Linked DNA regions of Mus musculus: region 2 is linked to region 1. The links are chromatin loops, found by intact Hi-C in ENCODE. Cell type or tissue: left cerebral cortex. All regions are shown on one strand.

Region 1 (8,000 bases):
GGTAGAGAGAGATGCACATTGGTAATGACTCCAGTCTTTTGAAACATCAAACCCACCCTGGTAACACACCTCCTCCAAGGCTACACCATCCAATCTTCCCAAATAGTTCCACCAACTGGGGATCAAGTATTCAAACAGGAGCCTACAGGGACCATTTTCAATCAATTCACCTCAGGGGCTCAAAGGGAGAGGAGTTTTGTTTTTGTTTTGTTTTTTTTTTCCATGCCCCTCTTCTGGCTGCTGGGGTTCATTGGTAATCCTTGATATTTCATGGTTTGCAGCTGTTTGGCTCTGTTCCACTGCCATATAGCCATCTCCTTTTTGTCTACGTCGGCACACTGCATTCATTTTGTGCTTGTGTCCATTTCTTCTCTATAAGAGGCAAGTGGATTTCTGAGTTCAAGGCCATCCTGGTCTACAAAGTGAGTTCCAGGACAGCCAGGGCTATACAGAGAAACCGTGTCTCGAAAAACAAAACAAAACAGAACCAAAAAAAAAAAAATTTTTTTTTTTTACCCCATCAAGACCTCAGTCCCGCTACTTATATCTGCAGTGATCCAGTTTCCAAACAAGGTCCCGTAGAGGTCAAGGAAGATGTGCGTCTTTCAAGGGGATGGTACTTAATCCAGTCCAGCTTCCCTGATTCTCTTAAGTCAGTCTGTGTTAGTGAACTTATGTCTATAAGTATTTCCCTAGTTCTGTACTTTCAGTGAACAGTGAGCAAATGATTTGTCAAACTATATGCTATGTGAGCAATTTAGGCTTGGGTATTATATTTAAAGGGGGATATTAATTGAACTAGGGTGTAAACAGTTTAGATTATATGAGAAGTATAACTGGATTGTTTGGATGGAGATTTAGGAAGTGACTACAGCCCCAGGGCTGAAGGAATAGTAGAATGCAAGAGTGGATTGTAAGTTACATATGTCACCTCTGTGCAAAATGTGTGGTTGGTTTTCATGTTTTAGGATTTTGGGGTTGTCTTCATCTGCTTTCACTACAGTAGATTCTAGCCTCCAGTTCTGAAATGTGGCATGGCATAGAATTATAATAATGGTATCAGGAGAACATATATAGGAACATTTAGAACAAGAGATTATAAAGGTTTGATAGCTCAATCGTTAAGAATGCTGGCTGCTCTTCCAGAGATTCTGAGTCCAATTCCCAGCATCCACATGGTGGCTCACGACCATCTATAAAGGGATCTGAGGCCCTCTTGTGGCATGTAGATGTACATGCAGACAGAGCACTTCTGTATATTAAAAAATAAATAACTTTTAAAAACGAGATTATAAAGGAAGATGAACAGTAATATGTCATTTTATATTTAATAAAACAGGAAATATAAACTTCAATTCTTGCTTGGCATCATGTACTGTTTTGGGCTGCCTTTGAAATGCTTGTATGCTGTGTGTGTGGGCCCTGGAAAGAAATTTACCCTTCAGAATGGAATATCTTCCAATACAGGTTAAAATGCTGTGCAATAAATGGAGGAATTCATCTTCTACCCACTTACTGGTCATATATTGTTAAATTTATTGGTGACTTAGCACTGGGCAGACAAAAGTTCCTGTCTTGTTAAATCCCTGTTTCTAGCCCGTGAATAGTGCCTGCATTTGTATGTGGTGGTGAAGTCATGTATGTAGCTTGGGTATTTCCCACTGCATGGCACTCAGGAGTGATGATAGTAACGGTCTTGCCTACCATCCTCTATCATAGCCTCTTTATACAAAAGTCTTAACTACTGTGTCTAGCTTTAGACAATGCAGTAAAGCTGTCTGCACAAATTAGATCTTGAGAACTGTGCAGTCTGTTTCCATTGTTTTGGGTCATGTTCTATTTGGAGTTCGGTTGACTGTTTTCATATCAACTGCAGAATCAATCTCTCTCTCTCTCACACACACACAAATACAAATATTAAAAATAAAAATAATGCCCTCAGCATTTAAAAAACAAATAAAAGGAAAGCTCATAGTTTAATTTGTTCTTAAACAGAGTTGTACAGTTAGTAAAAGAACTTCATACTTAGACGCATGCTGAGCTATTGCTTTAGAAGTGCATCTTATTACTTATAAAGAACCTGCCTTGTACAATGGTATTGTGGTAGCTACTGCCATTCTGAGTTACCAAAGTGGTGTGGAAGCAAAATGCTCTCTAGTTCTTTCATCTTTCAAACTAACAGGTGAGCGAGCACAAAAACAGCATCGCACTTTGTAAAGGAGCACTCATGTTGTGGACCACTGTCTTTGTTTTCCTTTTCCTTGCTGTTTTTGTCTCACCATGATATTGTATTTCTATGAATCTCTTTTTTAAAAATAAATATACTATTTTTATAAAACATAGTATAGAAGGAAGGGACTTCGGTGTCTCTCCTGCTTAATATAGACAAAAATGTGTCAAGACTAAGGTGTTACTGCATTGCAGAGGTGGCTCAGTGGTTAAGAACACTACCTGCTCTTCTAGAGGACCCAAGTTCAAATCTCAGCACCCACAAGGTTACTCAGACTTCATGATCTAAACACTCCAGTCCTGAGGGGCTGCATCCCTAGACACTGTACTCACATTGTATACAGACATACATTCAGACAAACATACATACAATTAAGAAAAAAAATCCCTTGAAAAATAAATAGGGTGTCATTGCATAGAAAGGTGTTATATTTGAAGAATAGCTTAGGAAACGCCCACCATCTGTCCTGTAGACTTTCGGATGTAGCTTTGTTCATTTTGTTGTTGTTGTTTGTTTGTTGTGTTGTAGTAGTGTGTGCTAACCAAGCATAAAGTTTTAGGCTCAGTCCTGACACCAAAACAAAGGGTGCAAGCCAGACCTCGGTGATTGGCAGTAAAGTGGGGGGTGGGGGAGAGAATAATTCCTGTGTGTAAAATTCCTCTTCCTCTCATCAGCATTTCTCTGCTGTCACTACCTTGTCACCCAGAAAAAGCATTGCCTCTTAATTCTTTCAGTTAAATCCAGTCTCCTTTGCTCCCTGTCTTCCTTCTGTGGAGACAAATACATGCAGTGTTCAAGCAGGTTTTGAGCCGCTTTGATGCAATAAAGTGAAGATAAACAGGAAGTCACTCCCAATGGTTTGATCCATAAGACACACCATCATTACCTTCCATTCTTGTCCTAGCCCTGGGGCCACCAGAGCCTGTAGGTTAGAAGGACTGACTCCAGACACACAGGCTTCTCCCCTATGGCCACAGGACCCTCCTTACATTCCATGGCCATTCTCAATTTTAGCTCTTTTTTTTTTTTTTTTGGTTTTTTGAGACAGGGTTTCTCTGTATAGCCCTGGCTGTCCTGGAACTCACTCTGTAGACCAGGCTGGCCTTGAACTCAGAAATCCGCCTGCCTCTGCCTCCCGAGTGCTGGGATTAAAGGAGTGCGCCACTATGCCGGGCTCAATTTTAGCTCTTAATTTGAGAGCTTGTGTCCTTTTGATTTAGAGATGTCCTTTCCTTCAGGAATCAAATGTGCTTTGTCACATCCTATTTGAGAAGCTAACAGAATGCAGTACCATAATCTCTAAACACATCTGCAGCATGCACATCTGAGTAGAGCGAGAAGGTCTTCATGTTCCCATCTCTGGATTAGGGTTGCCACGAGAGCCTCCCTAAGGCATATTGACTCATTGGAAGTATGAGTCTGGTTTATCTCCTTCTCTCCCCCCACCCCCGCCCCCAGTCATGTTTATCTCCAAGGATGCCTTTTATATCCTTAACACAATTTCTGGCTTCAATTATTGTATAACTGAGTGCCTAAATAAGACTACCATATGGTGAGTTTCTAAAATGAAAGGCTGTTGAGAACGTGTGATTTTGCTTTTGTTTTTGTCTTAATCTGTTGACTTAATTGAGCTAAATGTGACGCTGTAGAAATGGCCATCAAGGTCAGCACAAGGACCAGCATTCCCTGGGTTTTGGAACGTGATTTAGTAAACGGCTTATGGTTGTACCCACAGATTTTAGAGGAAGATTCTTGAGTGGCCCCTGGTGAGGGGGAAAGCTTGTCACCCTATCCATAACTACCTGTATGCTATGAAAATAGCAGAGAGATAGTGCATGTCAGAAGCAGGGATGGGAAGCAGTGTTTATCACAGCATGTACAAAGAATTGTGTTTGATTTCTAACTGTTAGTCATGTTATTTGGGAAACTATGTGACTTCTCTGAGGGTCATCCTCCTATCAGAACACGTTATGAAAATATTGCAGGTGACTGGAGATGGCCGGGTGGTTGATAGCACGCAGCAGGAGCTCTGTATTCTTCCCCATCCTCATTGCCCCAAATTGCCACTCATTGTGCTTAATAGATTTTGTATTACTTCTGGATATATGCTTCATTCTGGAGCAGTTACAAAATGCAAGCATGTATCTTTGCCTCTCTGGAGTTTATTTAGAAGATGTCTTCTCTCTGTCTTTCCCTCCTTGCCCACAAATCCTTTCCATGTTTCCACTTGACGAATTGAAACAGGAAGCATCTTTTGAGTCTTCCTCACTCCATCCTTTCCTTCCTTCCTCTCTTTCTTTCTCTCTATTTTAGAAAGAACTGCTGTGCGTGATCAGAAATGTGCTTCCTTTTCCAGGTCATGCCTTTGAGGCCTTGGGGGCACTATCACCTACTTTGCTCTTTGCCCTTTGGAGCAAGCAGATAAGGTTGGCTTCTGCAGTCCCTTCTTTCATGCTGTGATTTCTAAAGTCCCCACTGGAGGCCTTGGAAATGTCTGTCTCAGTCTGGACAGCAGAGGGCACATTGATCCTGTGTGTGTAAGATCACCGGCTACTGAACACTCAGTTCTGTAGCTGCAGTTGATGTTCTGGATGATGGGAAAGTGCCAGGGGGATGCTGGAAATTTGTGTTGTGCAAAGGACATTTATTTCACAACATATTTCTGGCTTAAGGGTTAGGGAAGTCCTAAAAAATAAAATAAAATAAAAAGCCAGGCAGCCGAGCGTGGTGGCACACGCCTTTAATCCCAGCACTTGGGAGGCAGAGGCAGGCGGATTTCTGAGTTCAAGGCCAGCCTGGTCTACAAAGTGAGTGCCAGGACAGCCAGAGCTATACAGAGAAACCCTGTCTCGAAAAACAAACAAACAACAGCAAAAGCTGTTGACACTGTAATAATAATTCTTGAAAGTTAGACAGTGGTAGTGCACACCTCTAATCCCAGCACTTGGGAGGCAGAGGCAGAAGTAATTTTAATTGAAAAGCTTCTTTTCCCTCACAGGATCTAGTGTGCTCCAGACCCGGCATGTCACTCTTTATACTGTCCTTTCGAATCGCTGACGTCTCAGCCTTCACCATCCTAAAGGCTCCAGGGTAGTTCTCTCCTGAAGTTATGGGTGAATGTTACCACTGTAAGAGGTTTGATAGCTATATTTAAATGGTAGTTCACAATCTCAAAAGGTTAAAAGAAAAAGCCTTAAAAATATATCCAAACTTCTCCATGTTTAATTTATTCTTTTTTACTTTTGACATGGTTTGGCTATTTTGTAAAGTCCCAGCACTTTTTGTATGTTGTTGTTTTTTTTAGTGTAGATACAACTTCAATTCACATAAATTCACTTTGTTCATGTTAGAGTAATTCCAAGATGATAGTTAGCAGTATAGTCTGTCTCTTAAACTGTTCAGGGTACACTGGTAAAAAATGAAAACATTTTCTTATGTAGCCAGAAATAACATGGTTACTTCTAGAAAGTATTTAGCATCATTAAATTTCTTGTCCATATTAAAATTAACTCAATCACTTCAGTTTATCACTTGCAGCTTATTTGTTCAAACTGGGGTCAATCGTGGATTGCATTGTCTCTGGTTATTGTGTTCCTTAACACTTACCTAGTCTAAAGCAGTCCTCTGGCCATGTGTTGTCTTGTAACATGTCCCATCCTCGGATTTGTCCAGTTGTCTTATGGGGACTTCCCTTTACTCTGCTACCTTTGTATGTCCTCCTTTGGGGTAATCTAAAGTCAGGATTAAAATAAAAAATGGAACAATTTTGGCAAGAATGAATCATAGACTGTTGCAGATCCACTTAAATCCAACAGAACTCAAACACCAGGTCAAGGCAGATGACAACAATTTATTGTAATCAAGCTGCTACTGATTGATCAGGGCCACAGGACAGACTAGGGAGCTAAACTGCTACCCTGAAGGAACATTGCACAGCATATTTAAAGGATGAAACCATAGAGAGATGGGGAGCTGGGTGGGTGGTAGCATTGTTCCCATCATATTTTGACATAAGGGGTTGAGTAGGGAGTTTCCATCAATGGTGATAGGAGCTGGTTCCTGGCTTGGGAACATGAACTTAGTTTGATCCTTCCAGGAAGATAGAGAAGTTGTCTTTGAGATAGCTGGACTCACAACTGTCTCCTTACAAGTTGTCCCTGAGATGTGTTTACACAGACAACTGTTTACAATAGAAGCTGTTCAGCTATAGGCAAATCCCCAGCTGCCCTAGGGCCTGAGACCTTGAATTTAGTTTCTCTCTATCATTAAATGGAGTCTGAAAACGAAAAGGTAGGACTTAGAATAAGTTTCTTTTGCTTGTTCCAAACAAGGCGATATATGTTTTTTTTTGTGTGTTTTTTGTTTTTGTGTTTTTACATTGTATACCTGAGAGGGCATATGTGCCCTGCCTACTCGACCATTTGTAATAGTAGATTAAGGTAATGAGAGCCCACTGCTTTCCTGTAAAGCATGACATTAGAGACAATAGTGTAGGTTGTGATATCAAGATTTTTTTTATATTTTTTTCCTGGTGTTTTTAAATACCATTAATAACTCTTGTCAGAATCAGGGACTTTCAGAACTATCATTTTTCTAACGCAATCATCTTTCTGCGCTGACTGACTTTTAGTTAAGAGCTCTTCTTCATTTGGGGACCATTTGGTACTCTGCAAGATAGTATTATCAGAAATAGCTTTGCTATAGAATTTGTAACCATTAATTCCCAGTTTCAACATAAGGAATTAATTTATGGTGGCTCAATTGTGCAGAGCCTTTGCTCATTTTGTTGACATTTTAAATGGTGGCAATTGAACTTTTCCCTTGTTTGAAAATTTTCCTTATATATTAATGGCTTGCATGAATTGAATATTTCAGCCAATCAAACTATTTATTTCTATGGTCAGTTGGTTTTTTTTGCTAAGCTTATTAAAATGTGAGCTGATAACAGTTCCTTTGCCGCTGACTCCTTCCTTCATTGGCTGATGGAGCTCTGTTGTTTTTAAACATGCCTTTGCTCCCTTGTGTGGTAGGATGTACTGGCCTATCCTGTAATTTCTTTGTCCCAAATGTCATTCAGTCACTTTGGTAACAAGCCTTAGTTCCTCTATTGACTCTTTTTCTTAGAAATGGTTAGACATCAAAATCCCAACATTTGGAATGTCTGCTGGTATTGTAATCACACAGTTCATAGATCTTTTCAGTGGTCTAATTAGTTCTTGATTTTTATGTTAAAAATTTGAATAATGAAAATTCAGATAGTAAGGCATTTTGAGAACTAATGGGATGTGTTGACTATTTGACAAGTACCACGTGTTCTCACCACACTAGCAGTAAGTATGAGAGGGGATGGGGGATGCTTATGCCCAATTAGTCCACTCTGAAATATGTACATATTTTATCATTTATTGTAACATCATAAGTATATATAGTTTTTCTTTTTCCATAAAATTAATCAGATACAATTAAATCAAATTTTAAAATTTTAATTTGACATATTTTTCGGGTTTCTTTTTTTTAATTAGGTATTTTCTTCATTTACATTTCAAATGCTATCCCAAAAGACTCCCAGGTCCCCCCCCCCCAACACACACACTCTCCTATCCACCCACTCCCCCTTTTTGGCCCTGGCATTCCCCTGTACTGAGGCATATAAAGTTTGCAAGACCAAGGGGCCTCTCTTCCCAATGATGGCTGACTAGGCCATCTTCTGCTACATATGCAGCTAGAGACAAGAGCTCCAGGGGTACTGGTTAGTTCATATTGTTGTTCC
Region 2 (8,000 bases), 69 kb after region 1:
TTTTGGGTGTTTTAGAGATAGTTCCATGGGCTGCTGAGAAGAATGTACATTCTTTATAAGTTGGGTAAGATATTCTGTAGATATCTGTTATGTCCAATTTATCCATGGTGTTATTTAACTTTGAAATCTCTGTTGAGTTTTAGTTTGGAGGTCTTATATGGAAATGAAGAGCATTATTCAAGTCACTTACTATTATGTATCATAACCTAAATATTATATGCTCATTGGTGTTTGTTTTATGAAGTTGACAACTTCAATATTTTGTGCATATATTTTCAATTGTTCAATATGTTCTTGATGAGTTACTCCCTTTATTAATATGCCATGACTCTTCTTTATCTCTTCTAGTTTTTGTTTGAAATCCCATCTGTTAGGCGACAATAGCTTTGCCATCTCCAGCTCAGCTGTCGATTCATTGTTTTTTTGTTCCTGCTCTCTGCTTCTCTTCTCTAAAAAAAAGGTGGTGAGGATCATAGCCAAGTCCAAGAGAAGGGAAATATATTTTAAGAAGACCTACATAAGACAGAACAGTCAAATAGGGGAGGGGAAAACTGTAGGGGGCAGTGCTGATATTAAGGTCCTATTCCCTAATTGGTTCTTGATCTGTCAAAAAAGAAAGCCTTGGGCCAATTGCTGGGCAGAAGGTACAGGCAGGACTTCCGGGTCCTGGGAGGAAGTCAGGGAGACACAAAGGAGGAGAGGAGAGTATGCTATGCCTTGGAGAGAGGAGAACTGGGCAACTATGTGAGACATCAAAACAGAGGGGCTGCACAGGCCACTCTTACAGGTGGGTATTCAGGGCAGTAGAGCAACTGAAGAATAGGGCAGGTAGGAGAGATGGAGATAAGATATTAGTAAGGGCATACTTTTCTAGGCAGGAGATAGTAGCACCCAGCAATTGTGCCAAGAAGGCAAATTGAAATTGAACAACAGCATGTTTGTGTCTTTTATCTGGGGATTCAAGGGGAGCTGGGAGTGGGCTGGTTGTGAGATCACCTTCTGGAGTACAGGTGGGTAGAGTGCAAAACTACATGCAAAACCCCAGAAAGCCCCTGAAAGACATTTAACACTCGCAAAAATCACAAGTTAGAAACAAAACAACAACAACAACAAGAAAATATGAAGAAGGAGGCCAATAGGACACCTCCAAAAGCTCACAACTTCTGAATATTCAAAACAAAACAAAACAAAAGTCAAAGAATTAAAAATTTTATAATGGTCCACAACTTTGCAGAGGACTTATGCTGCTGAATGAAATAAGAAAATTCCCCACCAAAGTTAAGTCAGAATGGATGACAAAGTCAGCAACATAGGTGAGATATTAAAGAACATGTCATAAAATTCTTCAAGGGATTAGGATTCTGGAATAAATGAATGAGTGAATAAACAGGGATTAAAAATTAAAAAGAAACCACAATGGAATGCATCACCAATAGACCAGGTCAAACATAAGAAAGGGTTATCAGAATGCAAATCAAGGTTGAGAGGAAATATTACATTCATGCAGCAATAAGAACTGCCACACCAACCCCAGTAGAATCTGTGTGACAAGTTCCACAGACTGAGGTGAAAACTTCAAAAGAAAGAGGCCTCCTGGAACCAGTTGTGGAGCTCTTAGCCAGAACAAAATATTGAGCCATAGTTCTCATGGCGATTTATCTGTTTTACTTTCTTTTATTCCTTTTCTTATTTACATGTTCCTGATAGCCTAGGATAAGATCTTAATCGAGAGAAATAGATAAGAAATCATCCCTTGAGAATGGGTCACTAGCCATGACCTCATCTCCAGGAAACCAGTGTTTTACTTCATAAATCATTTACAAAATTGCATAATAGTATTATGGTAGACAAAAACTTTCCCAACAACATAATTCCATATGGCTTCAAGTGTGTCATCAGAAGTAGGCTTTGGTATATGGTAAAGAAAGCCTTAAATAAAAATAATTAAAATAGTTTAAATTAATGCTTTGAAGATTTACAAAAAAAAATCAGGCATTAGATGTTAAACAATAAGTGACCATAAATATCTACTAACCTGTTCTTGGAAATATGCCCCACATTTTGGATGACTGCCCCAGTGCATACATCTTCTCAGAGTTGTAATATTTGGATGAGTTTTGTGCTTTACTGTACCAAATGACAATGATGATATTCATGATTGCTTTACTGGACACATCTTCTAAGAGTTTTAATACTTTTTTTTTAATGTATAAAAACCCTTGCTTGAGAGCTGCAAAATACACTCAGATTCAAACTGCCTTTGTGTTTGTTTCTGTTTGTCACCGCCGAATCCTTACCCACTCAGCCTTTCAGGACCCTCGTCCCAGGGACCCTCATACCCGGTTGAGATGGTTTGTGGCAAAAACAACAACAAAAACAAAACAAAAAACAAAACAAAACCAAAAAACCAAAAAACCAACAACCAAGGGTCTTAGTCTCTGGGAAATGTAACTGATAACCACACTTAGATTCCATCTCATTCCAACAGGACTGCTACTGCCAAGAAAACAAATGAGCATCAGCCGCCATTCACAAGGATTAGGGTGGGGCTATCCAATTCTGAGAGGCGTGTGAATTACTACAGTTACTATGGAAAATATATAGAGGCCCCTAGAGTAACTAAATAAGGAGCTACTCTATGATCTAGACATACTAGGAACACACCCAAAGTGTGCATGCTACAGAGATTCCTGTATAACCTGCTCATTGTAGCAGTGCTCAGAACAGCTAAGGTATGCAATCAGTCTACTTGGCTATCAACAGATAAATGGATGAGGAAAATGTGTTATCCATCCAAAGTGGAGCTTTTATTCAGGCATAAAGAAGTACAAAACTGGGCTCTGCCACCCTATAGGTGGAACAACAATATGAACTAACCAGTACTCCCCGGAGCTCGTGTCTCTAGCTGCATATGTATCAGAAGATGGCCTAGTCGGCCATCATTGGAAAAAGAGGCCCATTGGTCTTGCAAGCTTTATATGCCCCAGTACAGGGGAACGCCAGGGCCAAGAAATGGGAGTGGGTGGGTAGGGGAGTGGGGGAGAGGGTATTGGGGGACTTTTGGGATAGCATTGGAAATGTAAATACAGAAAATACCTAATAAATAAAATTTAAAAAAAAAAGAAGAAGAAGTACGAAACTATGCCATTTTCTGGAAAGTGGATGGAACTGGATGGAACTCACCATGTTAAGTGAAATAAATCGGACCGAGAAAGACAGAAACTTTTACAGGTTTCCCCATTATGTAGAGCCTAGATGTAGATGATACATACAGGAGAGTGGGATTACTTAGGGAAAGGAACAGGAGGAACAGGCGAGCAGGAGGAGGTGGTGGGAAGGTGTGAGTATAGTCAGTGTTACGTGAGATCAACCTGTCTTGGTTTACTTTCCATAACTGCAATATGGACCATGACCAAAAGAAACTCGAGGCGGAATGGGTTTACTTGGTTTGCTATTCCAGATAACCATCCATAAAGGAAGCCAAGGAAGAAACCTGGAGGCAGAAACCATGGAAGAAAAATGCTTACTATCCTGCCCTCCATTGCTTGCTCTCTCTGCCTGCTTTCTTATACCACCCAGGACTGATTGCCCAGGAGTGGCACAATGTGGTGGGCTCTCTTACATCAATCATTAATCAAGAAAATGGCTGACACATTTGCCTACAGGCAATCTGATGGAGTATTTTCTCAATCAAAATTTCTTTTCCCAGCCAACTCTCTAGGTTGTATCTACTCCTCTGTCTCTGTCTGTCTCTCTTTCAGATACCATCAGTTTATATAATGTATGTATGCTAATAAAAATTTAAAGCATAAAGTATATTGGAAAATTTTATGATTCATAAATTAAAAGCAAAGCAGACTACATGTTCTCACTTCACAGTTTATACAACAGTGCCCTCTGGTGGTATAAAAATTGTTGCCATTTATGTATTTGCTCATAGCCAAGCTACTTGAGAGGTACAGTGGTTCAACCTTCTTGAAGCCATGGGAATTCAATTGATTACCAGAGTTATTTAGCAAACTGAGACTCTAGAATCTTTTTCAGATGGAACTGTTAACTTCTGTGTGACTGAACACACAATTTTTGGCTGTTGCAATGTTTTAGGTGTTCCAAGGATGGGCAACTCTGTTTTATTAGCAGAGAATAATTTGCCTTCACAAAATTTTGTCAACTTCGAATGAAATTCTTCCTCGGTGTCCCAGTCTTTTGCCATAGGAGATTTCTGTGCACTTCAGTAACCTGAGAGTAATAGAAAAGTGTTCAAATCCACTACCCACCAGACAGTGTTTTCTCAAGTGTGCTACTATTGAGTTCACAACCACATCTCCAATTTTCTCAATCTCTAATTGCTAAATTACAGCGTATTTATGAACATATGAGAAATATAATATTAATGACGATCATATCCTCAGAAAAATGAAGGAAACAGTCTTGTTGGACTGTATTCATTTTATGTTTATTAATACAATATTTGTCTTATATGGGCACTGTGGTAGCTCTTTTCATCTTGCCTTTCAAGCTAACTATTCATTATATAGGAGGATGTAAGCCACCATATAGTTGCTGCGAATTGTACTCAGGACCTCAGCAAGAGCAGCCAGTGCTCTTAACCGCTGAGCCAACTCACCAATCCTTTCCTCCTCCTCCTCCTCCTCCTCCCCCTCCTCCTCCTCCTCCTCCCCTTCTTCTTTCTCCTCCTCCCCCTCTTCTTCCTCCTCCTCCTCTTTCCCTTCCTTCCTTCCTTCCTTCCTTCCTTCCTTCCTTCCTTCCTTCCTTCCTTCCTTCCTTCCTTATCCTCCTCCTCCTTCTTTCTCTTCCCTTCTTCTTCTCCTTCTTCTCCTTCTTCTTCTTTTCCGAGACAGGGTTAATCTGTGTAGCCCTGGCTGTCCTGGAACTCACTCTGTAGACCAGGCTGGCCTCAAACCCAGAAATCCACCTGCCTCTTCTTCCCACGTGCTGGGATTAAAGGTGTGCGCCACCACTGCCCAGCCCCTTTCCTATTCTTATACTTATATTCTTCTTTCCTCTTTTTGTCAATTTCTCTTTCACAAATGCTTCTTTGTGTCTCCTCAAGATTAGGACAGAAGAGCGTACTAGTCTGTATCCTGATGAGTCAAGGGAAAAGGATGTGTGAAAAATAAGGCATCATTACATAGAGGGATGATTTCAGTTGCAGGGTAACTGAGGAATCTCCACCTTCCTTGTCAAAGTAGACAAGGGTGTGCAACTTATTGGAGAGCTTAGGCTAATCATGTTTGAGGCCTCAAGATTACTTCTCAAAATGCAAACACAATGAAACAAGCAAGGAAGCAGAAGAAACTAGATCTCTGGGGTTGCTGGTGAAGAGAAGGGAAGGGTGGTTCCAGCTTCTTGGAGTCATTTTCCTTATGGACAGTTTTGTTATTCCCCATCACTGCCACATGATCATCTGGGGGTATTGATTCCTCTGTGGCTGTTTGATCCCTAAAGTTCTCACATCCTTTATTTATTTATTTATTTATTTATTTATTTATTTATGTACGGGAGAATGAAGGGAAAGTAACAAAGCAAGTCCTTAAAAGGCCTTACAGTGGAAATAAATGAGAAGCTATGTGTTCTCTGGCCCTCTTTTAGCTTTGGGGACACCAAAGCACCAATTCTGACTAGAGATGGCCAGGTGGTTGAGAGCACTGAGCAGTTTCTCTGTGTTCCTTCTCATCTTCAAAGCCCCAAATTGTCACCCACTATGCTTAATAGATATCATATTATTTCTGGATGTATACTTCATTCTTGATCAGGAAGAAAATGCAAACATGTATCTTTGCCATTGTAGATTTTATTTGCAGATTGTCCCTGCTCCTTCCTGTACTTCCCACCCGTAGTCCTTTCCACATTTCCATATCGTGAAGCAGGAAGCATCTTTTGAATCTCTCTCTCTCCGTATTTTAGAAAGAACTGTTGTGCATGCCCAGAGTGTACTTCTTTTCCCAGGCCATGCCTGTGAGGATTTGACAATATCATAACCAACTTTTCTTATTTCATTAAGTCAAATGATTAGAAGTTTCTCCTCTGTCGACCTTGGCCAAAGCCTTAGAACAAGCAGATCAGAGAGGTGGCTTCTGTAGCCCTTTCCCTGCTGTGATTTCTACAGTTGCCCAGAGGCCTTGGAAAGTGAAGTGTGTGTCTTAGTCTAGACAGCAGAGGGCACACTGTCACCTGTGTGTCTGAGCACTGGGTACTGAAAACTCAGTTCTGTATGGGAAGGACCCAAGAGGATGCTGGAAATTCATGTGGTGCAAAGGATATTCCACAGCGTATCTCTAGTTCTTTAGTACCCAGGTGCTTTAGAGTGTAGGAGCCTTTGACGCTGTAAGAACAACTCCCAAATTTCTCTGAAGAGCTTTACATCTCTCGCACATCTTGGGTACCCGCTCCTGGTGTGGAGAGAACGCACATTTATTGGACGCTTAACATAACCAGGAACTTGATGCTTTCAGCTCACTTTCTCTGTCCTCCAGCGATTCTCTGCATGATATGCTACCATCCTGACTCTATATAGAAGGCTCTGGACTTAGAGGTTAAGGGACGCGCCTGGCCTTACAGCCAGCAGAGATTCAAGTTCATGCCTGTCAATTCCCTCACTGGCTTTCCTTCTAGCAAAGGCACATTTCTTTCTCTTTCCTCTCAAAGTCTCAACAGTTCAGGCTGATGGTCAGGAGCTGGAGAGCCTGGGTGTGTCTGTCTACCTCTGCTCCCTAAGTTCCAGAAGCCTGTGGGATTCTAGGTGGGAGATTTTCCTCTGGCTTTTCCTGACTTGTATTTACTGTGGCATATAACAGCCCCTGCTTTCACGTTTGAAGCCTTTAGACTGGGTGTATTAGTCAGGGTTCTCTAGAGTCACAGAACTTATGGATAGTCTCTAGATAATAAAGGAATTTATTGATGACTTACAGTCGGCAGCCCAATTCCCAACAATGGTTCAGTCGCAGCTGTGAATGGAAGTCCAAGGATCTAGCAGTTACTCAGTCTCACGCAGCAAGCAGGCGAAGGAGCAAGAGCAAGAGCTAGACTCCCTTCTTCCAATGTCCTTATATTGTCTCCAGCAAAAGGTGTAGCCCAGATTAAAGGTGTGTTCCACCACACCTTTAATCCCAGATGAAAGGAGTAGCCCAGATTAAAGGTGTGTTCCTTAAACTCGGAGATTCAATCTTCTGGAATCCATAGCCACTATGGCTCAAGATCTTCAAACCAAGATCCAGATAAGGATCTCCAAGCCTCCAGATAAGGGTCACTGGTGAGCCTTCCAATTCCGAATTGTAGTTCATTCCAAATATTGTCAAGTTGACAACCAGGAATAGCCACTACAATCCACCCCTTGTCAACTTGACACAAATAATATCTCATGTTCACATGAAACAATAACAAGGTTGTAAATACGCCTAACATGATATAACTATCCCTCGTACAATCGCAAACGCATTAGTAAATTTACAATGGGCATTCATATTACTTTATAATCCTCGTTTCTGCAACTGGTTACGTGGCCTTAATTGGTATTTATAACTACCTTCCTCTACTACCCATTCTGTATTTCCTTCACCTTCAGCCAGCACCTCAGCAGGTCTTGGCTCTTTTCCTGGAGGATTGACCCATACCTTCATTCCTGATGGGTCTGCGTCCTTTGTCATCCTGCTTGGATTAGGCTGTTGTAGTTTCCCATTGACTTTAATCACAGGACATGGTAGTACTAAGAGACGCCCTAAGGGATCTCCTGCACTCCAGACATAATCTTGCTTACCACCATTGTGAAGAGGTAATCCAATTTCCCCATGGTAATCTGGATCTATCACCCCTCCTAACACTGTTATTCCTTTTTTAGCCTGTTGGTTTAAGGGCATTAGAAGCCCAAAATGACCAGGGGGAAGTCTGAGCTTCCAGTTCAATGAAATGTTTGTTGTAGCTCCTGGTAGGAGCACTCCCCTCTCTGGAGCCAAAACTTCTAAGCCAGCAGAACCTAGAGT

The links. Peaks named below come from ENCODE experiments on the same cell type or tissue, not always from the same donor. Only the 100,000 strongest peaks of a DNase experiment are listed, where the experiment ranks them.
Region 2: a loop joins it to region 1, with 3 times the contacts of the local background. A loop is called at or near these places in 15 of 42 quality-filtered maps.

The regions. Positions count from the first base shown.
Region 1 is chr7:92,892,506-92,900,505 of GRCm38, forward strand. All of the region lies in intron 1 of Prcp (prolylcarboxypeptidase (angiotensinase C)), which reads left to right. Among named protein-coding and RNA genes, the nearest start is that of Gm40448, 19 kb to the left of the region's middle. In left cerebral cortex, CTCF peaks have their summits at 1,216 (motif pointing left) and 4,737 (motif pointing right); DNase peaks (open chromatin) are centred at 3,796 and 4,744; H3K27ac peaks cover 1,053 bases.
Region 2 is chr7:92,961,397-92,969,396 of GRCm38, forward strand. No RefSeq gene overlaps it. Among named protein-coding and RNA genes, the nearest start is that of Gm40448, 88 kb to the left of the region's middle. In left cerebral cortex, CTCF peaks have their summits at 3,899 (motif pointing left) and 6,171 (motif pointing right); DNase peaks (open chromatin) are centred at 3,905 and 6,185.